2 separate regions of the Homo sapiens genome follow, and region 2 is linked to region 1. Evidence: chromatin loops called from intact Hi-C (ENCODE). Cell type or tissue: PC-3. All regions are shown on one strand. Each heading gives the region's core, and the rest is flanking DNA. Links, peaks and the distances in the headings are about the cores only. Region 1 has its middle 190 kb from the start of TRD-AS1. Region 2 has its middle 240 kb from the start of TRD-AS1.

Region 1 (5,381 bases), core at 140-5,139:
ATTAAGCAACTTCTCTTCTTAAATTTCTTCTTATAAATCTCTCCTTGGGGAACGTTCCTGGGTGGATAAAACCTATGGAAGAGGGGAAACAGAGTTGTGGAGATTAAAGTTAAAATAAAAAAAAGTCTTTTTGTTTTGTTTTGTTTAATCCTATTTTCTCATTATTTATCTGAGGTAATCAAGATCCAGAGAAGTCCCTCCCTTGCCCTACATGGGATAGCAGGGGGTTCCGCAAGGATTCTGTCCTCGCACTGACTCCCACTCCCAGTCTGTGTCTGCTTTTCATACCAAACACTAAATATGTTATTAAACAGGAGAATAAAAGTTGTGAATATCACCCTGGCCTAGACAGAAACACACAATATATACAATACCATACTATAACAGATATTCTACTAGATATGAGAGAGCCAATACAGGCTAATGAAGAAACAAGAGGAAAAGATGAAAAAAATGACATCTAGAGGTATTCGTAAAATAAAAATCTAATAGGTAAGTAGGCATGAGTTAATCTGATCTTTCCTCTACCCCAAATTATTTTTCTGCCCCACCGTCTAGGCTAGAATGTCTACTTCCTGCTTCTGTGCCTATAGTCATCTTAGTCTTTGTCTAAGAACTTGGTCAAACCAGAACCTTTAGGTATTGTGACTCCATCAGTTAATCCCTATGGATATTTTGCTTCTTAGTAACATTCTGGGATAACATTTGTAGACTGCTTTGGTTATTAACAAAACCAACAACATGGAGCTTTAATGCACTCTCTAACTTGAGTTCTTTGTCTTGTCTCTTTTACAGCTGCGTTTTCTCTGTGACACCAGGAATCAGCATTTCCATTCAAATACAGCAAACTTTAAACCGCTTTTTGACAGGAGGAAACACTTTCTGCCTAATGAAGGGGATGAAGCAGGTAACCCAGAGAGTATCTGCCACACAGGCCTCCTCTACAGTAGCTCAGAATTGCACTGTTTGATTATTTCTTACACGTGGCATCTGCAAATTCAGAAAGGTGAGTGATGTCAGATCTAAAGGTCCCTTCTTCCATCTTGGTTCATTCAAATTCAGGTCTAAGAGGAAACATTGAAGAAGCTATCTGAATTTCAACAGGACTGATTACTTTCCACCAAAGGCTGTAGGAGACACAGATTTAAAGAGTGACTAGGGGGTTAAACATAAACATATATTGACAGTAATTCCTGCATTGTCATCAAAGTGTGCTCATGTTTGTAGGCCAACTCTTAGTGGTATTCAGACATTGGAAAACTGTAAAACCTTCATGCATTTTTAAGATGACTTCTAAAATATTTTATTATTAGTTTAAATGTTTAAATAGCTACAAAGGTTGTAAATTCCACTGTAATATAAACATTGACATTTTCAAATAAAACTCAGAATAGCTTTTAAACATATCCAGTGAAACCTTAATACCAAAGTGATTTGATACCCATCAACACCCAGTTAAAATTCACAACAAGCTCTTCATTGACAATTGAAGACCTTATATTGCTCTTTTCTTTCCTTGGAATCATATTTCCATTCAACTTCTCCTGCAGAACTTAATTTTAGTATATTTTTGTTTAAAGGCTTTTGTTGATCACCCAAAATGCCTGCAACAAAATCACGTAAAAAATTGAAATTGCTTTTAAATTTTCTCTGACCATACTGCTCTAATTGCTAAAAATTATCTTTCTAGATTGAGTTATAAATATAATTATTGTTGATGTACCTTTTATTAAAACAACAAAAATATATTTCAATTTTAGTTTTAAACTTACAGGCGAAAATTTTTTGGAAATGCATTTCTTAAGAAAATCACTGGGGTCGGCCCGGCGCAGTGGCTCATGCCTGTAATCCCAGCACTTTGGGAGGCCAAGGCGGGTGGATCACGAGGTCGGGCGATTGAGACCATCCTGGCTAACACGGTGAAACCCCGTCTCTACTAAAAATACAAAAAATTAGTCGAGCGTGGTTGCACGCGCCTGTATTCCCAGCTACTCGGGAAGCTGAGGCAGGAGAACGGCGTGAACCTGGGAGGCGGAGCTTGCAGTGAGCCATGATCGCGCCACTGCACTCTGGCCTGGGCGACAGAGCGAGACACTGTCTCAAAAAAAAAAAAAAAAAAGAAAGTGACTGGGGTCATATTTACGGTTAATTAAAGGAGGCTTCCTTGACACCAATAAATTGTCCCTTTGTTTAATGTTCCAGGGGTGTTTAAACTGCAGGGCAATGCTGCAAAAGGAGATTCCGTCTTGAATAAGGTTGGGGAAGAGCAATTATGAAATTTGAGACGGGAAACAAGAACCACAGTCAAGCTCTTGAACAGATCACTTTTAGGAAAGGTTACATACAGAAGTTGAAGATCTGGAAATTGATTCCCTTAAAATACATAACTGTTGCCTAGTTTGAAAAATCACTGCATTAGATTGCTCTCCACATTACTGATTTCATTCTCAGCCAGACTTCATGAAGTGGTGAGGTTTGAGGAAAATCAGCAAGAGATTTTAATGACAGAGCCTTGAGTTTCAGTAAACCTGATAAATTTCCTAAAACTTATTTGACATTTCTGGCTTGAAAGAATAGCTCCTGATGAATTAGAAAATTATGGGAGATTGAGTTCTTGCATGACACAAAGTCATTTAAACATATATCTTTATCTTGGGAAAGACAGTTTAAATGTCATGGCCATTTATTAATAATATTGTGAAAAAAAGTTATCCCAATCCTGGAAAAAAGAAAAATGATGATTGCTAGTCTTTTTTTTTCTCTATCTGCAAGAGCATTTTCAAGTAAGCAATTATCTGGCATTCTTGGGGATCGTAACTTTGTTGTCAGAGCATATTTACCTAGCAATCCATAACTGAGAAAAGGCTCACATAGTTTACATTCCTGTGGGTTGGAGGTTAACCTACAGAAATGGAAGAGTTTTGCGTTCATAGCCTGGAAAAAAAAATTAACCCCAGATTATCGTGTCAACCCTAATAGCATTTTATTTTGCTATCTATATAGTTGTATCTTTTTCCTGTAAACATTTGTGGAATTAGCTTTTTTTAGTTAATGATTAAGAATAGTAACAAAATGTGAACCCAGGCTCACTCCCTATTTGTATTAGTATTTTGTTTTTTAGCACATTTAAGGCCATCCTGGCACTAAATCAGAAAACTACTTCCTGATACCTAAACTATAAAATCCTGGTTTCATATACATCTGAATTAGGCAAAAACATAGCTGGCTATTATTTATTTAATTTGATGTCTTAACATGTAAAGATTTTCTTTTCAGAAGAAATCTAATGGACCAGATGTCCTGAAACACTCTTAATTATTTTTCAGTAGTACGAACATAGCCATGAAGGCAAAGGAAGGTAGATGATCAATTCATGTTAAGAGTTTCAAATTCCATGGACTAATTTATATCTTTCTCCACAGCCACCTGGCACATTCTGCCTTTGAACAGATGCTTTACAAAAACATAATCTGTGGACATGGAGATCTTGCATAAAGCAAATTCTCTCTGATCCACAGCTTCACTGAGGGGTTTCAGTTTTCTAGGCCAGAGTGACTGCTGGAGATGAAGAGATTCTATCAAACGTCAGTGTAAAATTGTCTCTTACTTAAAATGCCCTCATTGATCTTATCCTGATACCCTTACTACAGAAGTTTATCATGACTCATCTAGGAGATACCAGAGAGTTCACTAGCCAATTCAAGAGCATGACTTCTCAAAATTCTCCATGTTTTCCTCTTTCCTTCCTAGCTAATCCCACTTTCTCCTGCCTTTGAAGGCTATAGCTTCTCTGCCAATTTCTTGAATTATGGGGTTCCTAAGCCCTCTTCTATGTTATCCACAGATTCTAGGCAATCTTACTGGCTCCTGAGCCTCGAATACCATTTAACTGCTCTAGACTGACAAACCTGTATCTCTAGCCAAGACTCTCCTTGGCACAGACACACTATTGGGCTCCCTATCTCATCACCCCATAGGTCCACCTTCTCTGTGTCCCCATCCTAGTAAACGAAGCCATCAGTGCCTCCAACATGTTCTCTTCAGTCTAGCCAGAGTTATTATTTAAAAATACAAGTGCAATCTGTTTGCTCTCTTGCTTAAAACTAATCAGTGACTTCCAGTTTCCCAAAGGATGGAATCCCAAATCATTACTAAGGCTCACAAAGCCTTTCTTTCTCTAGCTTATTGCTCTGGTTTCATCTTTCATCTTTATTCTTCACCCATCTTGCACTCTGTGCTTAATATCTCCTGTTTGCTTCCAGGTCCTCTCTCCATCCTTCCACACCCTGCTTTGTGCCCCAGGTGACTGACCTATAGGGATTATACCAATAAGCTATCTTGTCTTTTGGTTTCCAGTAGGTTTTTGCCCAAGGGCAGTACCCACAGAGAACAGAAAAAATGAGGAAAGTAAGGTCAGGCTATATATTCCCCCAACTTCCTCCCTTCCCACATACTGACATTAACCCACAATCAGCTCCTTACGGTGGCCTCTCCAAATAGCCTGTCTTTCTCCAGGTTTTGGTAATCACTCCCTCCTTTCCATTCAAGGCCTGGAGTGATGCTAGTCCCAGGTTGTAGCACTATCTCTTATATGTTCCCTGCTCACTGCTTGTATTTTTATAACTAGTGTCATGTTTCTCAAATTACACAATTTCAGTATGCCATAAGTTTCCTACCAGAACCCAGATTGATACTGTCTGCTTTCAAATCCTAAAAGGTGTCAACTATGGCTTAAATGTTCCTTATTTCGGGAGGCCTTTTCTAGCCGTCTTGACTTGGATGTAACCGCCTGCTAAACCTCCTACAGCACCCTGTCCATCTCCTGACAGAACATCCTTCACACTTAGCAGCAATCATTGAATGAGTATTAGTGTCGCCTTCTCTAAACAACAAACAAACTGTGTCAGAAAAATATAAAGCAAAATTTGTAGGAAATATAAAAATAACTTGATAACATATTCATTATGGGACACCTTAATATCTTTTTCTCAGAGAGAGAAAGAGAGAGAGGATGATGGAAAAAACTTTATATTAAACATATAGCTACAGAATATTTACAAAAAAATGAGCATATAATATGACTCAAAAAATGGGAATCATATAAGCCACATTGTCTGAACCTAATGCAATAAAGCTAGAAACTAATAATTAAAAGATAGCAAATAAATGAGTAGAAAGAGAACCACTTATAATATTCTAAAACATTTTCAGGTCAAAGAACTAAGAGTTAAAATTACACGTCACTAAAAATGAACCCTAATAATGGTACTACATAAAAAAACTATATATTTGTTCAAAGCAATATTCACAAGAAAATGCATCCATCTATTAATAAAAAGTAAAACAAAGGAGCCAAATCTGGCAATTCAAGAAATAAAAAA
Region 2 (5,381 bases), core at 90-5,089, 51 kb before region 1:
CCCCTCCAGATGGCTAGCCACCAATAAAGGAAAAATACTTTTGCCTGCAGCTAACCAATAGAAATTACTTAAAACCCTTCATCAAACCTTCCACTTAGGCATTGATAGCACCCATGAGATGGCCAAATTATTATTTACTGGACCAGGCCTTTTCAAAACTATCAAGCAGATAGTCAGGGCCTGTAAAGTCTGCCAAAGAAATAATCCCCTGCACTGCAGGCCATACATTTCAATCCCTGTATCTTTAACCTCCTTCTTAAATTTGTCTCTTCCAGAATCAAAGCTGTAAAATTACAAATAGTTCTTCAAATGGAGCCACAGATGCAGTCCATGACTAAGATCCACCACAGACCCCTGGACCAGCCTGCTAGCCCACGCTCCAATGTTAATGACATCGAAGGCACCCCCTCCTGAGGAAATCTCAACTGCACAACCCCTACTACGCCCCAATTCAGCAGAAAGCAGTTAGAGTGGTCATCAGCCAACCTCCCCAACAGCACTTGGGTTTTCCTGTTGAGAGGCGGGACTGAGAGACAGGACTAGCTGGATTTCCTAGACTGACTAACAATCCCTAAGCCTAGCTGGGAAGGTGACTGCTTCCACCTTTAAACACGGGACTTGCAACTTAGCTCACACCTGACCAATCAGGTAGGAAAGAGAGCTCACTAAAATGCTAATTAGGCTAAAACAGGAGGTAAAGAAACAGCCAATCATCTATCACCTGAGAACACAATGGGAGGGACAATGATCAGGATATAAACCCAGGTATTCGAGCTGGCAACGGCTACCCTCTTTGGGTCCCCTCCCTTTGTATGGGAGCTCTGTTTTTACTCTATTTCACTCTATTAAATCTTGCAACTGCACTCTTCTGGTCCATGTTTGTTACGGCTGGAGCTGAGCTTTCGCTCACCATCCACCACTGCTGTTTGCTGCCGTCGCAGACCTGCCGCTGACTTCCATCCCTCCAGATCCGGCAGGGTGTCTGCTGTGCTCCTGATCCAGTGAGGCACCCGTTGCTACTCCCGATCGGGCTAAAGGCTTGCCATTGTTCCTGCATGGCTAAGTGCCTGGGTTCATCCTAATCGAGCTGAACAGTAGTCACTGGGTTCCACAGTTCTCTTCCATGACCCATGGCTTCTAATAGAGCTATAACACTCACCACATGGCCCAAGATTCCATTCCTTGGAATCCGTGAGGCCAAGAACCCCAGGTCAGAGAACACGAGGCTTACCACCATCTTGGAAGTGGCCCACCGCCATTTTGGAAGTGGCTTGCCACCATCTTAGGAGCTCTGGGAGCAAGGAACCCCTGGTAACAAAACCTGATGTTTGTTCTCTACTAAGGAATAAAACAGGCATACATGTGAGATAACTATAAAGAGTCAGGACATGATAGAGGTCTGCACACTATATCAGAAGCCCTGTTTCCAGCTCTGTGGCTGCAGCATCGCACAACTCCAGTGCTCTGCCTGAGGCTGGCTGTGCATGCAGAGCTGAGCCCTAGGTTTTGGCAGGACAAGACATGTTTTATTCAGGGAGATGAGAAGGCCTGTCAACATGTACTGCCCCACCTGCTGCGGCCAACTGTGGCCTCCATCTTCCCCAGTAGGCAGGGATGGACTGAGGGAGGAAAGACACCTGGGGCACATCTGAAAGATGCTTTGGGCCGGGGACAAAAAAGAAGTGATAGAAACCAGGCTGTGCTTTTTATTGCTGTCAGGACAATTTTCTTAAGACATGGGGGTTTCTTTTTTTTTTCTTTTTTTTTTTTTGAGACGGAGTCTCACACTGTCGCCCAGGCTGCAGTGCAGTGGCGTGATCTCAGCTAACTGCAAGCTCCACCTCCTGGGTTCACGCCATTCTCCTGGCTTAGCCTCCTGAGTAGCTGGGACTACAGGCGCCCACCACCATGCCCGGCTAATTTTTTGTATTTTTTAGTAGAGATGGGGTTTCACTGTGTTAGCCAGGATGGTCTCGATCTCCTGACCTCATGATCCGCCAACCTCAGCCTCCCAAAGTGCTGGGATTACAGGCATGAGCCACCGCGCCCGGACAGGACATGGGGGTTTCTAAACAAGGCTCTTCAGTATCAGCTCATTGTGAGTCACAGATCAGATCTGCCCAGTTCTCTTTTGCTGTTGACATTGTTGTTTCCTCTGCAGGATTCAGCAGTACTGAAAGGGTTATTCAGTCCCAACATGGGATCTTTACACAAGAAGGGGAGCTTGTGAAATGCAAGTACTTTGCAAATAGCTCAACTTATTTTCTTTCTTGTTTTGGGCAGCATTCCAGTGAGGAAATATTTCACCTGATTTCTCAGAGTTTAGGAGCATCCAGGAACGCAAGGAATAAAAAATGTTCTGTGAACCTGCAAATAGCTGCCAACACTGTCATTCTCACCATTTCAGTTATGAGACCAAAAGACTCAGGAAACAGTTTCTGTGCACTCAAGACATCTACAGTAAGAGGAACAATAAAAGTTGTAGTTAAAAAAAACAAAAAACAAAATACTCAGAGCTTGTACCCCAGACTCATCTGCCACAGGGACTGGGAGAGATCCACGGGCCCTAAACTGAAAAAATGTGAGCCTGTGGACAGCATTCATGAAGTATGGACAGGAAACAGGTAACTGTTGCAAGAAAAACCCTCTCAAACTGCATTCATTGAGCAGTGCTTTCAATCCACAGTCCTTAAATTGACTTTCTCCTTCAAATTTTAGCAGGTAACAAAACAGTACTTTATTTTAATCTAATTATTTTTCTTTTTTCTTTAACTTTTTATTTGATATATTTCAAAATATAAAATAATACTGCTTATTGTAATAGATGAAGTAATAAAAAGTTTTATAAAGAAAAAGTTAATTCTCACTCATCTGCTCCCTACTGAAGTAAATAATATTAATAACCTGATAAGTGTCCTTTCCCACTATTCTTTCTGCTTATATAAATATAGGCAAAAATCCCTCCTAGTGGAACAAATCTGCTTGGGGTTTTTTTTGTTTTGTTTTGGTTTGGTTTTCTGAGCCGGAGTCTCGCTCTGTTGCCCAGGCTGGAGCGCAGTGGCATGATCTCGGCTCACTGCAACCTCTGCCTCCTGGGTTCCCACCATTCTCCTGCCTCAGCCTCCCAAGTAGCTGGGACTACAGGTGCCCGTCACCACGCTCAGCTAATTTTTTGTAGTTTTAATAGAGACGGGGTTTCACCTTGTTAGCCAGGATGGTCTTGATCTCCTGACCTCGTGATCCGCCCGCCTTGGCCTCCCAAAGTGCTGGGATTACAGGCGTGAGCCACCACTCCCGGCCACAAATCTGTTAATAAATGTGTGACCAATTGGAATTTTTCCTCTGAATCGCCTTTTACATCTTTGTCCATTTTTCTTTTAGGTTATATATTTCTCACTTAAAAATGCATGCTAGAGATGTCAAAAATTTTTTTTATTTCTCCAGTCTATTGTTTGTCTTCTGATTTTGTTTATAGCACGTAGCATGGTATCCTTTGCCTCTAAATATACTCTAAACTGTATATAGTTAAATATGCCTGTCTTCTTTATATCTTCTGCATTTCTACCATACTTAAAAATAGTACAGGTTTATATAAATATTCCCAGATTCTTAGACAACAGTTTTATCATTTTGCTTTTTACAATAAAATCTTTCAACCATCTGGAAACTGTTTTTATATATGAAATCTATTTTCCACTATTGAAATGTCTTTGTCATATTTTATGTTTCTTAAACATAATCAAATTATATACATCCATATTAAGAACTTTACCAGTATCCAAACATTACAGAATAATGTAAGAATCACAGTGGAACTGGGTGCTGGTGAAAATAATCACTGAATTCTCCAGTGCCAGTTTGAAAGGAGAAATTATTAGCCATTCCACTGGGGTGAGAAAGGCCAATGAGTTTGACTGATGTTAACCAAAGAGAGATTAAAGGATGGACTAAAAGTATAAAGGGGTGACATCTTGGGGAAATGCAAGTCTTGTGCAGAGAGAGGAAGATGTTTAACTTATCCTACTCAACTCCTTTCCTATATGACCGGAGGTGCCTAGTCCAGCTTCCACCCACTCCACTAAGTTGAGGAATAGCTATCATCACATGTCTGGAAGATAATCAGCTTCTGAACTGGCAGAGCGTCTCTGGTTCTTGTGGCAAAGACATAAAATGTGGGAGAAAGTAGAGAAAAAGAAAGTGTGGTAGCCTGCATTCCCACCTTTTATTGAGGCAATTTTTCATGTACTAGTGGTTTTAATGAATCTGTATAGGTCTGAACCAACTTGAACCTGAACCTACCCTGCCTCCAAACAGCTGTCACTTAGGGGAAGGCTCTAGCACAGGAGGCTGTGGATTGACCCATGTGTGAACTGGAGGAGGAGGAGGAGGTTGAGCTTGAGAACGATCACCACTCCAGGAAATCACGCAGATGAAGGGCCCTGTAGCCCCCTGAAGAAAACACTAGCACACCGTTGTGAGAAAGCACACATTTGGATTTCTGCCACCAAGAGGGAATCCATGGCCAGGAAGAGATAAGAACCAACAGGAAGGAGAAGGAACCTCTCCATCAGAACCCTGAGAAATTCACATAAGGAAACAGCATCTGAGCAACCAAGAAGACAAGGCCCCTCAGCCCAGGAGAGGCTGAAAAGAGAGTCCTTTATTTCTCCCACCACTCTGCCCAACAGCTGAGGGTTGACATGGGGTGAAGTCTGAAAGAATAGCACATCTACCTGTCAGTGGAGCTCCCAGAGTCTTCCTGCTGGGTGTGGGTGGAGGGTAGAGCTTTGACTCTAAAATACTAATTAAGTTCAAAATGAATACACACATAGTTGGAACAAAACTGCTTTAGTAACTAAAAGAGAAAGGATAACCTGTTTCCCAGTGGAAAAGAGATGATTGATAAGTGAAAAAAAAATGAAAACAATTTCACACTCACATTTATCTCATGACTTGAAATGCTCTAGTCAGCACAGTAATATCTGGATCTCTTTGGGTATTTTCTATTAAATGTTCCGCTTATTGGCTTAATCCTTCACTTATATCATATTGTTTTGTTTAGAGTAGTTTAGAGTAAGTTTTTATGTCATAAAAAAACTGATCTTAATATTCCTTTTCAAGAATGCAGTTGAAAGTTCCTAGATATTTGTTCTCTCTTATGCATTTCATCTTGTTCAAACAAATGGCATTCTGACTGTAACTACTTTGGAAAGTTTAACATTTTAGGACATTATATTTTTCCACAAAAGAAAAATCCATCTATTTAGGTCTTATTTTAAAAGTAAATTTTGCATGTTTGTTTGTTTCTTACATACCTTCCACTTTCTTTTTTTTTGAGACAGGATCTTGCTCTGCAGCCTAGGCTGGAGTGCAGTGGTACA

Evidence for each region. Hi-C counts contacts between places; a loop is a spot of excess contacts. Peaks named below come from ENCODE experiments on the same cell type or tissue, not always from the same donor. Only the 100,000 strongest peaks of a DNase experiment are listed, where the experiment ranks them.
Region 2: it touches region 1 in a loop (5-fold over the local background); 2 of 110 quality-filtered maps call a loop at or near these places.

Annotation. Positions count from the first base shown.
Region 1 is chr14:22,294,043-22,299,423 of GRCh38, forward strand. It overlaps TRA. Among named protein-coding and RNA genes, the nearest start is that of TRD-AS1, 190 kb to the right of the region's middle. In PC-3, for the core only: no CTCF peak of the experiment used is centred there; a DNase peak (open chromatin) is centred at 2,859; H3K4me3 peaks cover 1,352 bases; H3K27ac peaks cover 736 bases.
Region 2 is chr14:22,242,870-22,248,250 of GRCh38, forward strand. It overlaps TRA. Among named protein-coding and RNA genes, the nearest start is that of TRD-AS1, 240 kb to the right of the region's middle. In PC-3, for the core only: no CTCF peak of the experiment used is centred there; a DNase peak (open chromatin) is centred at 2,152; H3K27ac peaks cover 545 bases.